4 separate regions of the Mus musculus genome follow, and regions 2, 3 and 4 are each linked to region 1. A link is a loop called in an ENCODE intact Hi-C map of the cell type or tissue named here. Cell type or tissue: left cerebral cortex. All regions are shown on one strand. Region 1 has its middle 66 kb from the start of 1700080G11Rik. Region 2 has its middle 71 kb from the start of Gm40255. Region 3 has its middle 26 kb from the start of Gm40255. Region 4 has its middle 100 kb from the start of Gm40256.

Region 1 (5,000 bases):
TCCACCTTCGCCTACAGTGGGAGAGGTTGCACATGCTGCTTTAGGAGAGAGGAAGAAGGGATTTATTTCTTTTGGTGAGCATCTCCTGACTCCAGCATCACCATGACAACATCTGGAAGGTATCCCTGGCTGGAAGCCAAGACTCAGAAGACTGTTTGTTCCTGCCGTGGCACCGACTGACTGTCTCAGGTAAGTAGGTTCCAGGAAACTTTCCCCCAGCTGAGCAGGAGGACACGGGCAAATGCTTCATGAGCAAATCACACACACACCACATACACACATGTACATACAAATATACACATATATACACATATTGCATGCACATATACGCTCTCACACACATATACATACCACATATACACATACATACATATACACACACACATATATATACACATAAGCAAGCATAGATACATACAATACATGCATATATACATACACATATATACACATATTGCATGCACATATACGCTCTCACACAATATACATACCATATATACACATACACATATATACACACATATATATATACACATAAGCATAGATACACACAATACATGCATATATACATATATATGCACACACACACATATACACATATCACATACACATTTATATCATATATATACATATATATATATATACACATATATCCACACATACACACAAATGAGCATGCATACACTCAAACATACACACAAACACACATATGCACACACACACACACATACACTCCAAGAGCTTGGCCTTAAAACACAGGTTAGAGACTGACTCCTGGCAGTCAACTCCTTTTGAAATGTGCCTTGTTAGCGGCTGGTTCCATTGCTCACCATATCCTACCCCAAAGAACACCTACTTCTTCCTTCTCTGCAGATCCTGGCAACCTCAAGGATGGCTCTCCCCATGACCAGTTGATCCAAATAGATCACAGTCACACAGAAACGCTACAAGTTTTCATTCCCAGCACAAGGCCAGACACTGACAACATACTCACTATTTTTTAAAAAGGAAGGCACCCTGGTCTCCCTAGAAAACAGACTTTATGGCCAAAATGAATACCAGAGCCTGTTCATGCTGGTATCCAAGGTAAGAGAGGAGATGCAAGGATGGACAGGTTAATGCAATCCAGCCCACTGCCTCGGAGACATGGCGGTATTGTTAGATTGCTGCACTGTGGGGAAAGACACTCACAAAGCTCCTCTCAAGTCTGCGCTTAAGACTTATGCTTTCGATGGTTTGGCCAGGGCAACAGTCCCATCACAGAGGCCTGAGGACCTCATGATTGGCAGTCTGGAGTAGGAGGAGATTCCAAACCAGCAGCCGTAGGAGGAAAGACGGAGCTGATTGACAGGTAGTGAGCTCCCCCTTGCCCATCACTGTGGTTCAAGCGAACGCTAGGAACCACAGAGGCACGTGTGAATAGAGGAGTCAAGCAAACACTAGGAACCATGGAGGCATGTGTGAGCAGAGGAGTCAAGAACCTTTTTCCTGCCCTGCACCCATGACTCTGCTGCCTTTCGTCCTGTCTGCACAGGCTGGTCTCTTCACACCACAGCTCTTGTGCCCTAACTACTTTAAGGATCTATTTCTTTGGCAGAAAATAGTGGCGTATCGAACCACGGCCAAGCCGGCCTTCTTCTCTTTCTCTGTCTGTGGCACCTCCCCAGCAGCCCACACCAGCAGCCTTGCTCTACTGCCTATAAATACAGAGAGTTCTGCCCAAGGAAGAGGACTTTCATCTTTATAGGAAAGCTTGCAGGGCCTGGAAGATGACTCCATGGTTAAAAGCATGCACTGTCCTTTCAGAGAACCCAAGTTGGCTCCCAGTACCCATGTCGGACGGCTCATAGCTGCCTGTAACTCCAGCTCCAGGGCACTGGGTGCCTACGCCTCCCACAGGCACCTGTATTCACATGCATACACATGTGCACATAATTTTAAAAAAGAAAAGAAGGGGAAAAGGAAGCAAGCAAGCAAGCCTTTTAGCACCAAAAAGTAAAGATGGTATGAGTAGGGGTGGGGACCTAGTTCTCTCCATCCACCTTCCCCAGAATGGTGTTCCCTGAGGGGCTCTACAGCGGGATTGCCTTTGCCTGTCCCTGGAAAGAATGAGCCGCTGGGAGAAGGCATCTCTGCTCCCACATTGGGTCCAACTCAAGCCTGGTGCTAGAGAGAAGAGCTTTCCCGGCAGGGTGGGGAAAAAGCATAACCAGCTGCCCAGCCTCCAGTAGCAACTCAACGGAAGTAGGAGTCACTAGCTGCCTCCTACCACAGAATGGACTTAGATCCCAAGCGCCTGGCCACCTTGTAGAGAACAGCTGTGGTCCTGATTTAGAAGGCTGAGGCAGAACAATCTTAAGCTCAAAGTCAGTTTGGACTACATAGTGAAACCCCATCAAAAAGACAGGAAGGAGGTAGGAAGGGCAGGAGGGAAAGAGGGATGGAGGGACGGAGGGATGGAGGGTCCCAAAAGTGTGTGACTTCTCACACAATTACACTATTCTCCCTCATGTTTCTTAGTAAGAATTAGGGATAAATTCTTGTCTAGTAAGACTGGGTGGGTAAGCTCAAATAGGTGTGTGTGTGTGTGTGTGTGTGTGTGTGTGTGTGTGTGTGTGTGTGTGGTGTATGTGTGTGTGTGTGTGTGTGTGTGTGTGTGTGTGTGTGTTCATGCATGTGTGCATGTGGGAGCCAAAGGTCAACTTCAGGTATTGTTTCTCAGATGTGACTCTTTAGTTCAATTTCTCACCAGCCTTCTTAAACTTAGTCTGGGCTGGCTAGCCATCGAGTCCCTGGGATCTGACTGTCTCTACCTCCCCAGATCTGGGGTTACAAGCACGCAGTGACACTTCCTGGTTTTGAACTCCGATACTCATGCTTGCATGATAAGTGCCTTACCAAGTGCTATTTCAATAAAATGCTTAAAATGAAAGTGTGGTACGTACTTGTAAGGAAACGGAAAGCAAGATGTCTCGCTTGAAGGTCAGTTTTACTCAGCAGGGAGAGAATCAAGGGGCAGAGTGCTAACTCAGAGACAAAGGCCACAGAATTAACTCAAATCCAGACTCAGACTCCCTGATTCCTGCATGAGCAAAGTGGAATCGTGCACCAAGCCTTCCTTATCTCCGACCTGCTGCCAGGGTGCACTGGGGTAGCTCTTGGGCAGCCACATTTGAAGAATGCGACTCCATCTCACAAGCACATGTAAACCAATCCATGTGAACCAGGGAACAAGGCTTGGAGTTGAGAATGAGTCTCGCTAACAGCAGCTCTTTGGGGGTCAAGCAACAACAGCAGCCATGACATCCCCAGGGCAAAGCGTTAGGAATTCAGATCTTGGTAGAGGTTGGGTCCTGAGCAGCCCCATCTCCAGCTTTATCCCCTCTGATTCCCACACTGTCTAAAGCCAGAGAAGTTTCGCCCTACTGGTGAATGCATCTCCGAGCTGTCACCGCTAAGTTTCTCCCTCCGAGGCTATTCAACGACTTCTTTAAATTCTAGGAGACACCCGAATATATTTTCAATAAATCAAATATATTTTCTCCTTAAGATACTTCAAATTGGTTTCTACAACTTGCCACCCGAAGAATCCTAACTACAGCCAGGAGATCCTGAGATAACACAAGTAGACGGCTCTATTCCCAAGTCAACACCGCTTCCCAAAGCTGGCCCACAAAGAAAGCTTTGCCACCAGCCCAGCCCCTGCTCCTCCGGGGAGAACTGTCTTATACCCTCTCTTGCCCGCTTTCACACAGACATGCCTTGAAACTTGTCTTTCATGAACTTATTTTCTCAACTGACTTAAGATTTCGAAGCAACAATTATGCATATTTATAGGATACAGAGGGGTTTTTTTTTTTCCTTTAAAAACAGCCTCTTGTATATCCTAAGCTGGCCTAAACCCACGTATAGTCAAGGAGGCCTTGAATTTGTAATCCTCTGGTTTCCACAGTTGGAGTGCTGGGATTACAGGCATGTGCCACCATGTGGTAATTCACACAGTGCTGTGGATTAAACCCAAGGCTTTGAACGTGCCGGGCACAACACTCTACAACTGCCCAGCCCCCAATGGGATGCATTGATATGCATGTATAAAAGAATCAAACTGGGCTAGTTGATATGTCCACTTCATCACAAACATTATTTTTTTTGTGTGTGATGGATTTTGAAACATGAAAAATCTCATCATTGCATCCTTGCCAATTCTGTATGAGAAGCCTCAGGACTAATCCCCTGCTCGTGGGAACTCAAGTCCCCTGTGACCAGCATTTCCTGATCCTTCATCTTTACCATCTCAGCTTGGAATCTGCCAGGTCATTGCAGCACCTTGATTTTTCTCCTCTTTAGTCTGTGCATCTATTTCCTCCCAGTCTTCTCTGTTCCCCAGGATGGAAGCAGCTCCCATTTGCTCCCAAGAAAGCGTGTATCCTCCTTTATACAGAGGAAGCTGGAAGCTTCCAACAGTAGCATTCAGGCTCATAGACTTGTAAGATCCACCACCTTCAGACTCCAACCTGGTCTGCCTCCTGTTTCCAGGTCCCCTGAGCACCGCCGGAGTTAACCCAATTCCTCGGCAACCTTCCTCCTCAAACTCCGATTTCCTGATCCTGAGTGAGGGGGAAGAGCTGAGCAGAGGGTTTCTCCCACCCTGAAATCTGGAGACTGTGCTCAGCAAGCAACAGATTTTAGCCCTTATCTGTTTCTCTGCCTGCATATCTCTCTGTGTCTCTCTCTCTCTGTCTCTGTCTGTCTGTCTGTCTCTCTCTCTCTGTCTCTGTCTCTGTCTCTGTCTGTCTGTCTGTCTGTCTCTCTGTCTCTGTCTGTCTGTCTGTCTGTCTGTCTGTCTCTCTCTCTCTCTCTCTCTCTCACACACACACACACACACACACACACACACACCTTTTCTGTCAGATATTTGTGTATGTGTATCTGCATATATCTGTGTCTGTATGCTTATGCATGTGAAATTGTTCACAACAATTTCAGGTCCCAAGAGCCAT
Region 2 (5,000 bases), 150 kb before region 1:
TGCCAGAGGAAGACAGAGGTTCCTACCTGAGCCTCCAGAGAACATCAAAACCGAGCGAGCGTTCAAAGCTGAGAACAAAGAAAGACTGGCTTCTGAAACATAAATAGGGTGTTGGAGGAGGGAGAGCCATCCCTCTCCAGGACCCAAGGCAGCTGTGAATATAGGGCCAGGCTCTAAGTGTGAGATGGAGACTAGAACCATGAGAACAAGAGTCTAACAGTCAAAGGTCCTACCTAAGCTTCCAGACCTCTTGGCGATGCCCCATGGCTGTGTTTGTGTGACTTCCTCCCAGTTCTTGTCATCTGGTGGCCACACCAGAGGGAGGTCACCTGGGACTTACTGGCGTGTGTACAAGCTAAGCACCCCACCCCAAAGATCACAACCCAATTTCAGATCAATCTCTTAGCAGATCTCCTGGGCGAGAGGGATGAAGCGCTGCCATCGAGCGAGTGGTTGTCATATTGAGTCGAGTTTGATCACACTGGTAAAGGGATTTGTATTTCAGCACCAGAAAACGGACACCTCCAGAATTAGCAAGCAAGAGGGTGACTGGAGGGAAGGCAACCAACGCAGTCTGTCGAGTTACAACCAGAAAGGAGCTGGGATGAATCCTCTCTGCCTTGAGGACACGACAGGAGGTAAACAGGGCAGACACTGGAACCACTGAGCCCAACAGAGTCCTGGAGGCTCCTTGGGGGTCACATTTGTATAGGCATGAGGAAGGGCAGACATGTGTGTCCCCTCCTGCCCACCACCTTCTTTTGAACTCAGAGGATTGACTGCCTCCTAGCCATATTCACACAGACTTGAGCCTATCCCCACTCCATCTTAGTCTAGAAGATGACCCCACAGCAGATGAATTCATGCCCTCATGACTATCTTCCCAGGGCTCTGTGTGCTTAAAGTGAAGAGCCCTGCCTCCTGCTGGAGATGTAATAATTACCCTGTGTGAAGCTTGACACAGTCATAAAGGATTCCCATCAGCCCGTGTCCCTTTCCTATATCCAAGAAAATATCTTTATCCTAGACACACTGTAGGTATGCCAAAATTACTACCAAGACCCCAAATGGAGGCTGCACACCCCAATCAGGCTCACAGTACCAGTGCCCAGGAAAGAATAACATAGGTCAGCATGTGAGCGTATATCAAGCCAGGCCTGAGAAGATGCAGCTGGTCGGACTCACCCCAGGAACTGGGTGGTCAGACTGGACATGAGTATGTTAGGTGCAGGTTCCTGGACTTCCCCTCAAAAGAAGTGTATGGAGGGGCAGGAACTGCCAAGGTGTTCTGGTCCTAGAGAGGTGACTCATAGGTGCTCAGCCAAGCTCTCATGGTTCTAGCATGTTCCATTTCCCGGGTGTTTGCTGACACAGCTGTGTCTGACATAGCGAGTCTCCATCCCTTGCGAGTGGATCAATTGATGTTTTTATCCCATAATCCTTTCATGTGCTCTTCCTATGCTGTTTGTTGTGTAGCACGAAGATGGAAATCTATTTACTAATCTGCTCAATTTTCACTCAATGCTGAAATCACCCTGGAGGAGCCAGTGTGACTGGGGATGGTGTGAGTCCCCCCGAGTTGCACGGCAAGGTCCCAACTGAGGCTGGTGTAAAGGAACTTTAGCACAATGGGCTCTGAAGTGGAGGAGGGACAATTTCTCCAAAGACGGCGTGGCTCACATTTTCCCTATCTCACTGCTTCCATTGTGGGGCTTGTGCATGAACAATGAGGGTAATTGCCCAAGTCTCCGTCTAGGTAAGGAGGGGGCATCCTGCTGGGTCCCCCTTAGGGACCAGCTTCTTATCTTGGCAGGGCCACCATCAGTAGACAATGATAAATCCATGAGCAGCTGAACTTGTCTGCACCCACTAGCTGTGTGGGTGTCAGAGCCCGTCAGAACACACTGCCTGCCACCGGTATGTGTGAGACACTGGGTTCACACATTGACAGCTGGAGACAACCCACCAGGAGGCTGCAATGGGTCTCTACTCAGGGGGTTCAGGGCCTCCATGCCAGCCTATATGGCCCCCATGCCCATTCTGACTGTGTCCAGACAGTGACTTGACATTTGCTCGTCTTATACCAGGAGCATACATGAGCTGGACCGAAAAGAATGATCCCCTTTCTTGTAGCCTCCTCCTCCTCCCTAAATTGGCTATTGACTTCTGCTCTCGACATCCACCTCCCATGTACTTGCTTCCTGCTCGTTTTGGGACACTGGCTCTCTGGCTCCACAGCTGTCCATAAGAAGCCGTCCCCATTCCAGTCTCTTGGGAAACCCAATGGCTGTGGCTGCTTTCTCTATTTCTCAGTGGAAACCAGGCAGCTTTTCTTCAAAGAAATGATGCCTGGGGTGGCTCCTGGGTGTCCCCACATAGCACCAGCTGTTCCTGGCATGAAAACAATAAAATCCACCATGTTGGATCACACTGCCATCCACACTGATATCTGGGAGTGTTTCCTGGAGGACACTCCCACCTATGCTGCTGTTTACTGGTGAAGGGTCCTGGGCTTTTGTCCACTGAGACATCAGGATGTCACTGTGTGTTAGAGTTGGCAGAGATAAGGAGGTGCCGAACTCCACCCCTCCGAGCTTTTCTTTCTCTGTGCTTCCCAGACTTCTGTTGGCCTGAGAGAATTGGGAGGAGCTGCCTGGCACCAAAGTGCCATTGCAGTTGGCGCCGAGACCCAATCCACAGGTGTGTGTGTAGAGCCATCCATATATAGCACTTTCAGCTTTCCCGTGTATAAACACCCTTGATTCCAATCGCAGATCACATCCACATGAGATAAAACGGGCTTGCTAAATTGGGTTCCCCGCACCATCCTGATGTGTGCCCTGGCATATAAAATCAATTGCTTAAAGGCAAATCAATGAGCCAAATGAAGTCTGCAGTCGAATTAGGCTCATGGCCCATACTTCTTTTTTTTTTTTTCCAGATTTCAATTCAACTAACATTTATTGAGCAACTATATAGGCCAGGCAATGAGCTCTGTGCTTTCCCTACAGGCTAGTTTGTGAACAGTCAGAAAGCTCCTTGAGGCTATTATGACCAGGGTAAAGAAGAAGAAGTAAAGGGGTGGCTTCAAGGTCACTTGGCTGTCGGCAGCAGAGCTATGGTTGGAGCAGAGACTTCCCACTGGTGTGTTAGCTCTACCAGACAAGTTTAAGAGATGAAGCCCAGGCTGCCCATCAGGGCCCGCAGCTTCTGCTGGCATAACAGCTGAAGAGTGAAAACCGAACAAAGCAAGCCAAGCTGGCAAGCCATACTCCCTAGAGAACAAAGAGGTCAAGATAGCAGAGCAGGGCACTAAAACCAAGCTCTGATTGGTAGCAACTTCCTTGGTTAAGGGTTCTCACAAGAGCATAAAGGGTCTCCCCAGAACTGCTGGGGCTGAAACTGTGAACCTCTGAGAAATCCAGGTTACTCGATAGAAGCTATATGAGAGCAGCGGATGTATCGGCATCGGCCATGACCCTGCTGCAGCTTCAGAACAGTGGGTTATACATTATAGGTGCTTAATAAACATATGTAATAAATAAGTGTATGCTCCAAGCTGCTTACCTTTCTTCTCCCTGTGGTGCACAGGTACACTCTACAGCTGTTTGAAATGTCCCCAGGGCCAGCAAGACTGGCCCAATGTTTCTCAGAATGTGTGTGTGTGTGTGTGTGTGTGTGTGTGTGTGTGTGTGTGTGCTGAGCGTGTGCACCTGTGCATGTGCGTGTGCGTGGCACAACCACTTGTGCGTATGTTCACAGGAGCTCGTGTGCATCTAGGGGTGAGAGGCCAACCTCCTAGAAGGTTCTCTCTTCAGCGCTCAAGTTTTACCAGTTCGGCTAGGCTGGCTAACCTGTGAGCCCTGAGTATCCTCCTGTCCTGGCTCGGCTGTGTTGGATTCCAAGTGCATACTGCTGTAGTTGGCTTTCTATCTATGCGGTAGGGATCTTGTGAGGACTCCCATGCTCTCCTGGCAAGCACTTTCCCTACTAAGTCATCCCCACATCCCCCTGTGGGATGTTTCCAGTGGCAGTGAGAACAGCCACTCGCCTACAGCAGCCCTGTCTTCTCCCTAGCCGCCACTCCTCATGTGCAACTGCAGAAGCCCAGAGCCCCTTTGCCTTCCCAACCAGTTCAAAAACAGGATGACTTGCAAGTTTTCTGCAAGCAAAGGCATCTCCTTAAATATTGATATCATTTCATGAAAGAAATAACATTTCAACGGCAAGAAGCGGTGGGGGGGGGGGTGCTGTCAGAAGCAAGAGCACCCTTCCCTAAGAAGAAACAGCAGAAAAAAATTAACATATTCTCAAAAAAAAGAGGCTGGGCTTTAGATTTTTTTAAATGCAGAAAAAAATTACAGTGTAGAATCTTACATGGTAATACTTTTCTTGATGCAAATGTGTCACCTTGAGGATCTGCATTAGAAGCAAGTGACAATGATAAGGCATGACTGGGGTGGGGTGACATAGCTGGGGAAAAAGCCACTCTCTATGCAAGCCTTGTGGTCTGAGGTCAGTCCCTGGAACCCATGTTGGAAAGAGAGAGTAGAATCCCAAAAGTGTAACTTGTCTTCTGACTTCTACATACATGGACCTATTTCCCTTCCCCTCCCCCTCCCCCTCTCCCTCCCCCTCCCCCCTCTCCCCACCCCCTCTCTCCCTCTCCCTCTCCCCCTCCCCCTCTCCCTCCCCCTCCCCCTCTCCCTCCCCCTCCCCCTTCCCTCCCTCTCTCCCTATTCCCCCTCTCCCCCCTCCCTCTCCCCCTTCCCCCCCTCTCTTTCTCTCTCTGGCAAAAAAGTTTATAACCAATTAAAAACATTTTATGAGCACTTTCTGATACATTCAACAATCCCCCAACATATTCTCTGATGCTCCAGCCCTGGGAGATGAAATGTAAGCCCCCAAATGCAGAAGGCTCCTGCCTTCTCCCTGATGAAGGAATATGGCCTAAGGGTTGTAGGCAGAGGCTCTTCCAGTTCACACCCCGAGTGATGCAC
Region 3 (5,000 bases), 53 kb before region 1:
TATTATGGGTGCAAAAAAACAAAACACAAAACAAAACAAAAACAAACAAACAAAGGCAGAGGCACAATGAGAATGCTGGAGACTACACTGGAGGACTCATCCTGACCCCTCAGGTGAGAGCCGTGCAAACTTGGGGAAAGTCCAGCGCAGTGAGATGAGTCAAGACGTGAAGGCAGTCTTTGAGTGTGCGCCTCTGACCTGTTACGGCTTTGAATGGCAAAGTGGAACCAGAGATCGGACTGCATGGAGACCAGGAGAGGACGAGGGCTGAAGGCAGGGTAAGAACAAGGCTTTGGAGCTCTACGCATAGACCGAACTTTGCTGCTGGGAGGGGCCAGGGGCTGATGGGCGTGGTCTCAGCACAACGTTGAGAAGTCATCATGGCAGAGGGGGCTCCCAACTTGACTCTGTGGCTGACATGCTGGTTTGCGTCCAGAATCTCCCTTCTCCCAGAAATCAAATGCCCACTCCCTTAAGGCCTATATTTTATTTGAGTGGGGTCCGGGTCCAGAAGAGGGCATGAGCTCACACTACGCCCACAGTCAGGGCCCTTTCCTGGGATTTCTTAAGCAGCATCTGGGGATAGCCTATGTGATGGCTCATTTTCATTGTCAACTGGGCTGGATTTAGACTCATCATGGAATCCCACCCCTGGGTCTGTCTGTGGGAACGTCTCCAGAAGGTTTAACAAAAGCAAGGAAGACCTGCCCTGAATATGGGCATCGTCATCCCATGGGCTGGACCTCCTGACTGACTGGAGCACTGAGAATTAGTGTTTATCTTTCCCTCCTTCCTGACTGCAGATACAAGGTGACCACCACCTCAAGCTTCGGCTTTGGGCTTTCTCCCTCTCAAATTGAGAGCCAAAACAAGCCACTCCCTTTTAACTGCCCAAATGATTAAAATAGCATTTCCCTCTTAATTGGTAAAACCTGAGGTTTATGAGTCCAGGAGCAGCTATGGAGAAAGCCCCTTGCATCCAAGATGGAAGACATTCAAGGAGACACAGAGAATATCTTAACCATGTTTGAGTGGCTGGACCCTCCTCTGACCTGAGATTTGGTCACTCCAATCAATAGAGCTCCTTATAGCCTAAATGAAATTGAATTGGGTTTCTGTCACCAACAACCAAAAGATTCTGATCTCAGAATCTCAGGCTAAAGGGTAGAAATGCCAGGAGCATGCCCAAGATGGCCTGCTGCGAAGACAGTCATGTCTGGAGACAGAAGAGCCTCCGAGAGCTCAATTCTCCTGAGTCTGATGTCCACGGTCTAGTGACCAGAGCTGGCGGCAGCTGGCACATGCTCCTGCTGTAATGACAGAACTGCCCTGGCTGCCTGAGGAGGCGGCTGTTTATTTACTTCATAAGCAGGAATGGATGCCTGAAGCACACCGTGGTGGCGTGCAAGCTCCCTCACTCTTCTACTTCCCGTTGTATTTCACCCTGGCAAGAGGGATTCTTCTTGGCTAGGAAATTGATTTTAAATCACTCTTCACTGCCAAAAAAAAAAAAAAAAAGAGCCTGCCCAACCTTCCCTTCCCTGGGGTCTTTGCCTTCTTTCCCCGTTAAAGTCTGTCTCCCACTCCCACATCCCATCCTTGTGCAGGTATATGTGTACTCACACACGTGTACTCACACACGTGTACACACACACACACACTCACACACACCAGCTCTTCTTCACACTGAGGATTTTATCTTTCCAAGTCCAACTTACCAATGTACTTTTTATAACTAACTCTGTCTGTGGCTCTGAAAACAGATGAGAGAGATCAGGCCCGGAGTGTGGAAAAAGCTGGGGAGATGCGGGCTTTCAACCTTGGCATCTGCCTAAAGGGAACAAGCTGGCGTCAGGTACCACACGGCCAATCAGTAGCTTCTCAAAGAACAGGCTGATCAAGGATGTTGGGGTTTCAGAGAAGCCCGTGAGTGACATAAACCAACAGCAGAGACCCAGGTGCCAAGTCAGGAGGAGATGGCAGAGACAGGTGGGTATAGAAGCAGATAGTCATCCAAGCACTGGCTCTGTCCCTTGCCTGGTCTTTCATGCTCCCTTGGCCACTGTGTGCTACCCAACTCAGTTTCTGTTTGCAAAAGAGATACCTCATGAACTGGAGCATAATTTGAAATTTCTGGAACTCGGCTTCTTTACTTCCACCCCAGCTTAGTTGTTATATAAGCTTGGCTGATGAGACTGTGCAAGCTTTTATCCTATTATTTTTTGGTGTGTGTGTGTGTGCACGCGCACACACGCACGCGTGCTCATGCTTGTGCATGTGCATCTGTACCTTCAGAGTCCAGTTGAGGGTATCAGATCCCCTGGAGCTAGAGTTACAGGTGATTGTGAACTTCCTATCATGGGTAGGGGCGAGAAACTGAACTTCGGTCCTCTGCAAGAAAAGAAAGCTCCTTTTTACCGCCGAGCCATACCTCCGGCCCCACAAAGCTTTTTTGATAGGCAGATAGTAAGTGATTTAGAATCCATAGACCATAAGAATTCTGCTACAACTAGTTGCCTCTCCCAAAACAGATAGAGAGCAGCCACGGAAGACATGCAAATGACTGGAGGTGGCTTTACTTTTAAAATTTCTATTCACCAAAGTAGGTGACCACGCTCAGGGTGTGCACGGGCAACTTGCAAGCCCTCCCAGATCAAATGAAGCTCTGATAGTTCTGACGAGAGCCCTAGGTGTTCAACCCTCCCTCTCTAAACTGCAGCATGGCAGTACAATCTGCTATTCATAGAATATGCATGGTATGACCTTGGGGTCACACACATGAACCGAAAGCAATCTTGATTTTCTCCCACGCAATCCCTGGGATCATGGGAAAGTGCTGCCCTGCGTCACATCTCAGCAGCATCTAAAGAATGGAGATGCTAAATGTAAGCTAGAGGAAGGGCCCAGTAAGTCTATTCAATGCTGAAATCATGTCTGGTGAGTCCTGTGCACCCACTCGTAGCAAGTCTGGTGAGCTTGCCTCACGGAGCCTGCCATGGAGCTTCTGAGTGATAGAAGACAAAGGCCTCCTATTCTAGGTTTTGGAGAGGAGGTTGTAGCTGGGGCTCTGGTGGTAAATAGGAGCTCGTGTGAGCACCCTACTGAAGGCAAGAAGAATCAAGTCTTATTTAGAGACTTACTCCTATAGGTTGGGACTCCCAGCAGAGTATCCAGGGGAGACAAAGCTGGAGAGAGAAGCTGGGTGGGGCAGGCTGCACAAGGGCTGTGCTCTGAGCAGTAGGACTTGGGTTTTATCTGTGCAGCAGCAGAGCCTGAGAAGGCTTGAACGAGCAGATGTGTGCCTAGGGCTGCCCATCTCCTGGTGGCTCATGAAAGGGAAGATCAGGGAGTGTGAAATGGAGGCAGGGGACCACTAGGATGCCCTTGTATCAATTATGGCTGCCCTAGGATGAAGGCCCTGAGAACAGAGAACAGACACAACCAGGAGATGGTCAAGGGATGAGACTGTTGATAGAGGCAATGGGACAGAGAAGCACTGTAGGTAGGGGTAGATTCCCTGGTATCAGCCTACCATATGCCTTGGTAGTACCAAGCAATAGCTTTATCGTAGGCTGAGTCAGAACTCAAAACCCAGCATGTAATCCAAAACTGCAGCATGAAAGAGTCTTTAGAGGCCATCTCTTCCATCCTTCTATCTCTGAATCCGTCTGTAACCAACTCCCAAGGACTGACCATAGGTGCAGCAAAGGACAGACATTCCAGGAGTGCACATGTGGGTTTCATTGTCTCTGAGCAAGCTGTGCCAACAAGAGGTGGAGGTCCCCAAACCCTGGGGCAACTGGCTTTTAGCTAGGCAGAGAAGCAGACTCCTGCGTTCTGGGTCTTTTTTCAAATTAGCCAGCAGGGTCAGCTACCTTGCTGCAGGGAGAGGAGGGTTTGGCAGGCAGCCAGCTCAATTCCATGACCACCAAAACTCCACTACCCCAGTCAAGACGGATGGAATTTATCTGCAGTCCAGGGATAGTGGAAGAAGAGCACCTTGCTTGCCCTCCTTGCTGCTTGGGACTATCCATCACCTTGGTTATTTCTAATGCAGTGTGGGAATGCTCTGCATTCCTATGGCCCTCGGGAAATCCAAGCAAACTGAGGAAGGCACAGAAGTGATTAAGGAAGGGAAGTCCTATTTCCACCCCTCCCCCTACAGAATTCCACTGGACTTCAGACTTCATCTGAGTTATCAGCCAGAACAGAATAGCAACCCCATACCCCCCCCCAGGAGTCTGCACACTCCGAATGGAGTGTGTTCATCATGATGTTCATGGCACAAGGCCTCTGGCTGAGGTCGGCAGAGTCAACACAACAGTGGTTCAGTGAGACCCAGAGGTGAAGTTCCTAGAAAGACAGGAGTAGAAATGAGGAGATGCGTATAACTCAACCCAGGGTGGATGTGGGCATCTTAGAAGCCCAGAGACACTGTGTGTCTTTCGCCATGCAGAGGTGTGTTGCAGAATGGCATTTGGATGCTGTTTGTACCTGGTTTAAATTTCAACTCCTTTGCTTTCAGAATTGGTAAGCTTGGGATGATAATGTCAACCTCATAGAGTGGGTATGAGAATTTCCATTTTTGAAAAGTCTGTATTTTATTCTTAGGTTTGAAATACAAAGCTTGTGTTCCCTGTATTTTTGCTGCTAACATAGTTCCAACCCCAACCACAAGGCACCCAATTGTCTCCTGTTTTCTTTCCACACGGTCCCCAACCTGCAGTTCCAGCCACATCTTGGATGTTCCAATCTTGAGGCTTGGGAGCAACTAGCTTTCCTTAGAACCTTGGTTCCTTTTGAAGAGAGGTGGCATTTAGAGAGCAGAGCCCAGATTGCCAGGGATCCATTGTAGAGAGGTGCCATCACTTCTGGCCCCCATTGTCATCAAACCACACTGGGAAGTGTGTGTGTTCATAGAGCTCTGTGTTACACAGCCACAGTGCTGAGAGTGACTGGGAATGTCCGCACACACTTTGTGTGCTGAGGGCCTGCTCCCC
Region 4 (5,000 bases), 270 kb before region 1:
TACACTTGAAACCACATTTGGCTATGGAATGTCACAGGCCTTTAATTGGGATATAATCATTTTATACATTGTAAGCTTTGGCTTGTTCCTTTCTTCTGAGGGTTTTCATGTTTGGCATTATAAGAGGTATTGTCTTATCACTTCTTGAAAAAAAACTTAGACCATTCTTGTCTGATTTTTAGGTCAGGATAATACTGATCTCGTAAATAAAATCGGGACATGTATATTCCCTGTGTTACCTTCTTGCCTGTGAGTTTCCTGTTGTTGCTATAACAAATTACCACAAACTCAGTGGCTGAAAATACAACCAAAATGGCTCACTTTACAGTTCTAGAGCTGCTGAGCTAAAATAAAGATGTCATCTGGAATGCGTTCCTTCTGGATCTTGGGGGGAGAATCTGTTCTCGCACTCCCCCTTTCAGTTTCTAGAAACCACCTGCACTTCTTGGCTCCTTCCCACATTTTCAGCATCTCCAAGTCTTTCTCTCACTAGCATCTTGTATTTAGTTCCTCCTTTTAGTGACAAAGAGAGAACAATGGGACTCATCCACTTGGGCAAGAGAAGGAAGGGAGACAGGAAGAGCAAACGCTACCAGCATCAGACACCTGTGCCGAGATAACAAAAGGTCTGAGGAGTCCCAGAAGGAGACAAAAAAGTAGTGTTGAAAGAATATTGGCAGAAACATTGGCAGAACATTCGGAAATGTGGCTAAATACGGAAACCAACAGATTGAACAAGCTTCACAAACCCCAACCAGAATAAATCTTGCAATTACCCTAGATCTTCCTGGATAATCCGAGATAAAGTCCCTGTGATAGCTAATCTCAACTTGATACATTGGGAGGAAGGAGCCGTGAGTGAAGGATTATGCTCTCAGATTGGCCCCTGGACACATCTGTGGGGGCATTTCCTTTATTGTTAATCGACATGGGTGAGTTCAGCACACTGAGCCGGGTGGATGGGCTTGGGCTACATAGGAAAGACAGCCAGCCAGTGAAGAGCGTTGCTTTATGTTTTCTGCTTCAAGCTGCTGCCCTAACTTCCTGCGTTGGCCTCTCTCAATGATGGATTGTAACTATTCAGATGAAATAAACGCTTTCTCCTTGCTTTTGGTCATGGTGTTTGCCACAATAATAGAAACCAAACCAAGATAGTCCCCCAACCCAACATCCGTAACAATAGTATTTTACCACGTTTCAGGGACATTGTTCTACTTTTTGAAAGAGAGTGTAGCAAATTTGTGATAATTCTTCTTTAAATGTCACTCAGGTTCTCTGGTGAAGCCATCTGGACCTGGATATTTTTCAGGAATTTTTATGGTTATACCTTCAATTTCTTTAATGGTTTCCACACTCTCAAGATTGTCTATCTCATCTTGATTGAGTTTTGGTAGCTTGCAATTTTGGAAGCATTCATTTCTCTAAGTTGTCAAATTCATGAGTATAAAAACTCTTTATCCATAATACAATAAATGTAAAACATTCCTCTATTATCTTTTAAAAGCTAGATGGTTCTTAAAAGCGGCTTTAGATCCACAGCAGAATTGAGCAGAAGGTATACAGATTTCCCCCACCCTGCGCCTCCACCCCCCATCCCCATCCCTATCCCCTCGCTCTTACAGCCTCAGCACCATAACCTCTCCTACCAGCCCTGCACATTTGTTAAAACTGATGAGTATACACAGACACACAATTATCACCCGAGTTCTATAGTTTATATTGACTGCACTTTTGTTATACATTCTATAAGTCTGGGCAGTTTTATGACATGAATTTGCCACTACAGTCTGACACAGAGTAATTCCAAAATCCTCTGAGCTTTGCCCATTCATCCCTCTTCTCCTCTTCTTTCTCTTCTCTTCTCTCTTCTCTTCTCTTCTCTCTTCTCTTCTCTTCTCTTCTCCCCTCCCTCCCCTTCCCCTCCCCTCCTCTTCTTCTTCCTCTTCCTCTCCTCTCCTCTCCTCTCCTCTCCCCCCTCCTCTCCCCTTCCCTCCCCCCCTCTCTCTCAAAAATATTTATTGACCCTTTGTGAAATTTCCCTCATGGCCCCTAACCCCACTTATTGCCCTCTCCCTCCATAGTCATCCTCTGCCCTTGCAACTTCCCAGCTAAAGAAAACAAAAAATAAAATTAAAAATAATAACTAAAAAAAGAAAGAAAACACCCTGCAGTGTATCACACAAGTGTATCACACAGTGTATATCACACAGTGTATCACACAGTATATACACCCTTTTGCCCAAACAGCTTTACTCCCAAACTGTTCAGTTGAGTGACTCATTTGCCTGGTTTCAGCTGCACCATCAGTACTGGACTCTTCTTGGGTTACCCTGAGTCACGGAGACCCTACAACTTTGCTTCTGCAGGACCAGCCCCCTAACGCCCTCTAACCTTATAAAGAGGGTAGATATTGGGGTGAGCCATCTCAAAGCCCTGGATCTAGGCCTGAGTAGTAGCTGAGTCAGTCAGCCCACCAGCTCTACCTGCCCATGCCGCTAGGGTCCGCTCTCCTGCTTTGTCTGTGTACGGGATGGGTCCAGCTCTCCTGGTTGCTGCAGCAGCCAGCAAGCATCAGGGCCATCTTTCCCAAGCAGACAAGGCCAGCTCTCTCTTGTCCACACCTCTGCAGGTGCCACTGTGCAATGGCCAGTGAGGGGCAAAGCCAGCTCAGTGAACTCCTTGGACATCAACACAGCCCCAGGAGACAGCCCAAACCAGGGACATCTGCATAGCGTTTGGTGACAACAGGCTAACTGCATCGACACAGACCCCTGCTATGGCAGGGCCATGGACTGAGACATGGCCCTCAGAGGCAGCATGAGCCCAGACGTCATGGCCTCAGGTGGCAGTGCAGGCTCCTCATATCAGGTGTTCTGTTTCTCTTCATAGTGGACACTTCACTACTCCACTTCGCTTTCGCTCTCATCCCATCACAAACTCTTAGAGAACATCAAGCTTATTTCTGAGACTCAATTCTATTATGTTGTATAGGCTAGCCTCAATCACATTGTGTAGCTCAGGCTGGCTTCGGACTCCTGATCCTCCTGCCTCTTTCCATGCGCTGGGATTTTTGCACCCAGCCCTCGGATTTGCTGCTGTACACGTACTTTTGGGGTTTTTTTTTTGTTTGTTTATTTGTTTGTTTGCTTGTTTTTGTTTCCCAGAATCTGATCCAATGGAAACTGATAGAGTAGGAGGTTGCCTTTTTGACTGAATAATTTACACTTAGGTTTCCTCCTTGTCTCTTTATGGCTTCATAGTTCATATCTTTGCAGCCTCGAATAGCATTATTGATGAGGCTAGAGAGACAGCTGAGTGGTTAAGACACTGGGTGCTCTTTCAGAGGACCTGTGATCAATTCCCAGCACTCACACGGTGGCTCACAACCATCTAATCCCAAGGGATCCAGTGCCCTTCTCTGAATTCCTAGGGCACAAGGCATGCACATTATGCACACACACACACACACACACACACACACACACTCTACACATAAAATAAAAATAAATCTTTAAAAATATAGATTACATTGTAGAGATAGGCCCCATACAACTTATCCTACTGTCTCCTAAATTACAATTTAGCTGCTTCCAGTTTTTGATGGTTCTATGTATGAGTGCTTGTATGAACACAGATTTCTAACCCCTTGGAATAAACGCCATGGAATGGGCTTGTTGGCTCACACCACAAGCCATCTTCCAAAACAGCCATATCACACTGCAAACCCAACAGCAGTGCACGAGGGGTTTGGTGTCCCAGGCCTTTGCCAGCATTGACTGTTGTCGGTGTTCGACTTTTGGCCACTCTGATCTGTGCATTGTGGACCCGTGCTGCCTGCATTTCTCTGGTGACATATGACGAGGACCATCTTTTCATGTGCTTATTCCCCCATCTGTGGAATCTCTTCTTCGGCAAGGTGTCTGCCCACGCCTTTGACCTATTGTCGGTTCGGGTTGTTTATTTACATATTGCCCAGCTTTACAAGTTCTCTGTGTGTTTTGAAGAATAGCTTTTTTAATCAGATATGTCTTTTGCAAATATTTTCCAACAGCCTGTGCCTTGTCTCTTTATTCTCTTGACAGAATTTTTCACAGAGCAGAAACTTTTAATTTTAATAAGGTCTATCTTATCAGCTACTTCTGTCATGGGTGGTGCTTTGGTGCTGTGGCTAAAAGTCATTGTCAAATACTAAACTGTCTGGATTCCCTCTTATCTATGGTTTTGATGTTTGACAGTTTATATTTAGGTCTATGATCCACCCTGAGTTATTTTTTATTATGTGTGTGTAACCACTTATACATATATGTGTATATGTGTGTGGTTGTATATGTGTATATATGTCTGTACTGTGTATGTGTGTATGATTGTGTATATGTAGGCATATGTATATGTTTGTGTGTATATGTGTATATATGTGTATGTTATGTATGTATGTATGATTGTGTATGTATGTGTGTTTATATAGGTGTGTGTGTGTGTGCGTGCACGAGGGAATGCATGCACAACACATGCACCATGACCCAAGTGTGGATAATTGCAGTCATTCTCTCCTTACATCATGTAGGTACCAGGGATCCAGGTCAGGTCATCAGGCTGGGCAGCAGGTGAGTACGTGGTGACATGTGTGCATTTGTGTGTATGTTGTGTATGTGTATGTGATTGTGTATATGTGTGTATATGTGTATGTATGTGCATCTCCCTGTCCTTTGAGTTAATTTTTATGAAAGGCATGAAATCTGTCTCTACATTCATTTTTGGCATATGGAAATCCAGATTTTCCAACATCATTTGTTGGGTAAACCATCTTTCTTGCAGGATATTGCTTTTATTGTTGGCCTTGAATGTTTCAGCACCCCCTCTTGGTTTGTTAGGGTGGATTTTCTAGCTGTTTGTCTGAGTACTATGGTATACACACTCGGCCCAGTCTGCTGCTCTCCACATTTGATCACTCGGGCTAAACCATGGGTCCTTTGCCTTCTGCAGAGGTCCTGGGAGCTTCC

The links. Hi-C counts contacts between places; a loop is a spot of excess contacts. Peaks named below come from ENCODE experiments on the same cell type or tissue, not always from the same donor. Only the 100,000 strongest peaks of a DNase experiment are listed, where the experiment ranks them.
Region 2: a loop joins it to region 1, with 2.7 times the contacts of the local background. A loop is called at or near these places in 2 of 42 quality-filtered maps.
Region 3: a loop joins it to region 1, with 2.4 times the contacts of the local background. A loop is called at or near these places in 3 of 42 quality-filtered maps.
Region 4: it touches region 1 in a loop (2.4-fold over the local background); 4 of 42 quality-filtered maps call a loop at or near these places.

What each region holds. Positions count from the first base shown.
Region 1 is chr4:127,537,975-127,542,974 of GRCm38, reverse strand. No RefSeq gene overlaps it. Among named protein-coding and RNA genes, the nearest start is that of 1700080G11Rik, 66 kb to the right of the region's middle. In left cerebral cortex, no CTCF peak of the experiment used is centred here; DNase peaks (open chromatin) are centred at 1,851, 2,196 and 4,521; H3K27ac peaks cover 420 bases.
Region 2 is chr4:127,687,074-127,692,073 of GRCm38, reverse strand. No RefSeq gene overlaps it. Among named protein-coding and RNA genes, the nearest start is that of Gm40255, 71 kb to the right of the region's middle. In left cerebral cortex, no CTCF peak of the experiment used is centred here; DNase peaks (open chromatin) are centred at 527, 1,895, 2,730 and 4,023; H3K27ac peaks cover 394 bases.
Region 3 is chr4:127,590,579-127,595,578 of GRCm38, reverse strand. No RefSeq gene overlaps it. Among named protein-coding and RNA genes, the nearest start is that of Gm40255, 26 kb to the left of the region's middle. In left cerebral cortex, no CTCF peak of the experiment used is centred here; DNase peaks (open chromatin) are centred at 1,363 and 1,920; H3K27ac peaks cover 556 bases.
Region 4 is chr4:127,806,744-127,811,743 of GRCm38, reverse strand. No RefSeq gene overlaps it. Among named protein-coding and RNA genes, the nearest start is that of Gm40256, 100 kb to the left of the region's middle. In left cerebral cortex, a CTCF peak has its summit at 2,496; DNase peaks (open chromatin) are centred at 433 and 686.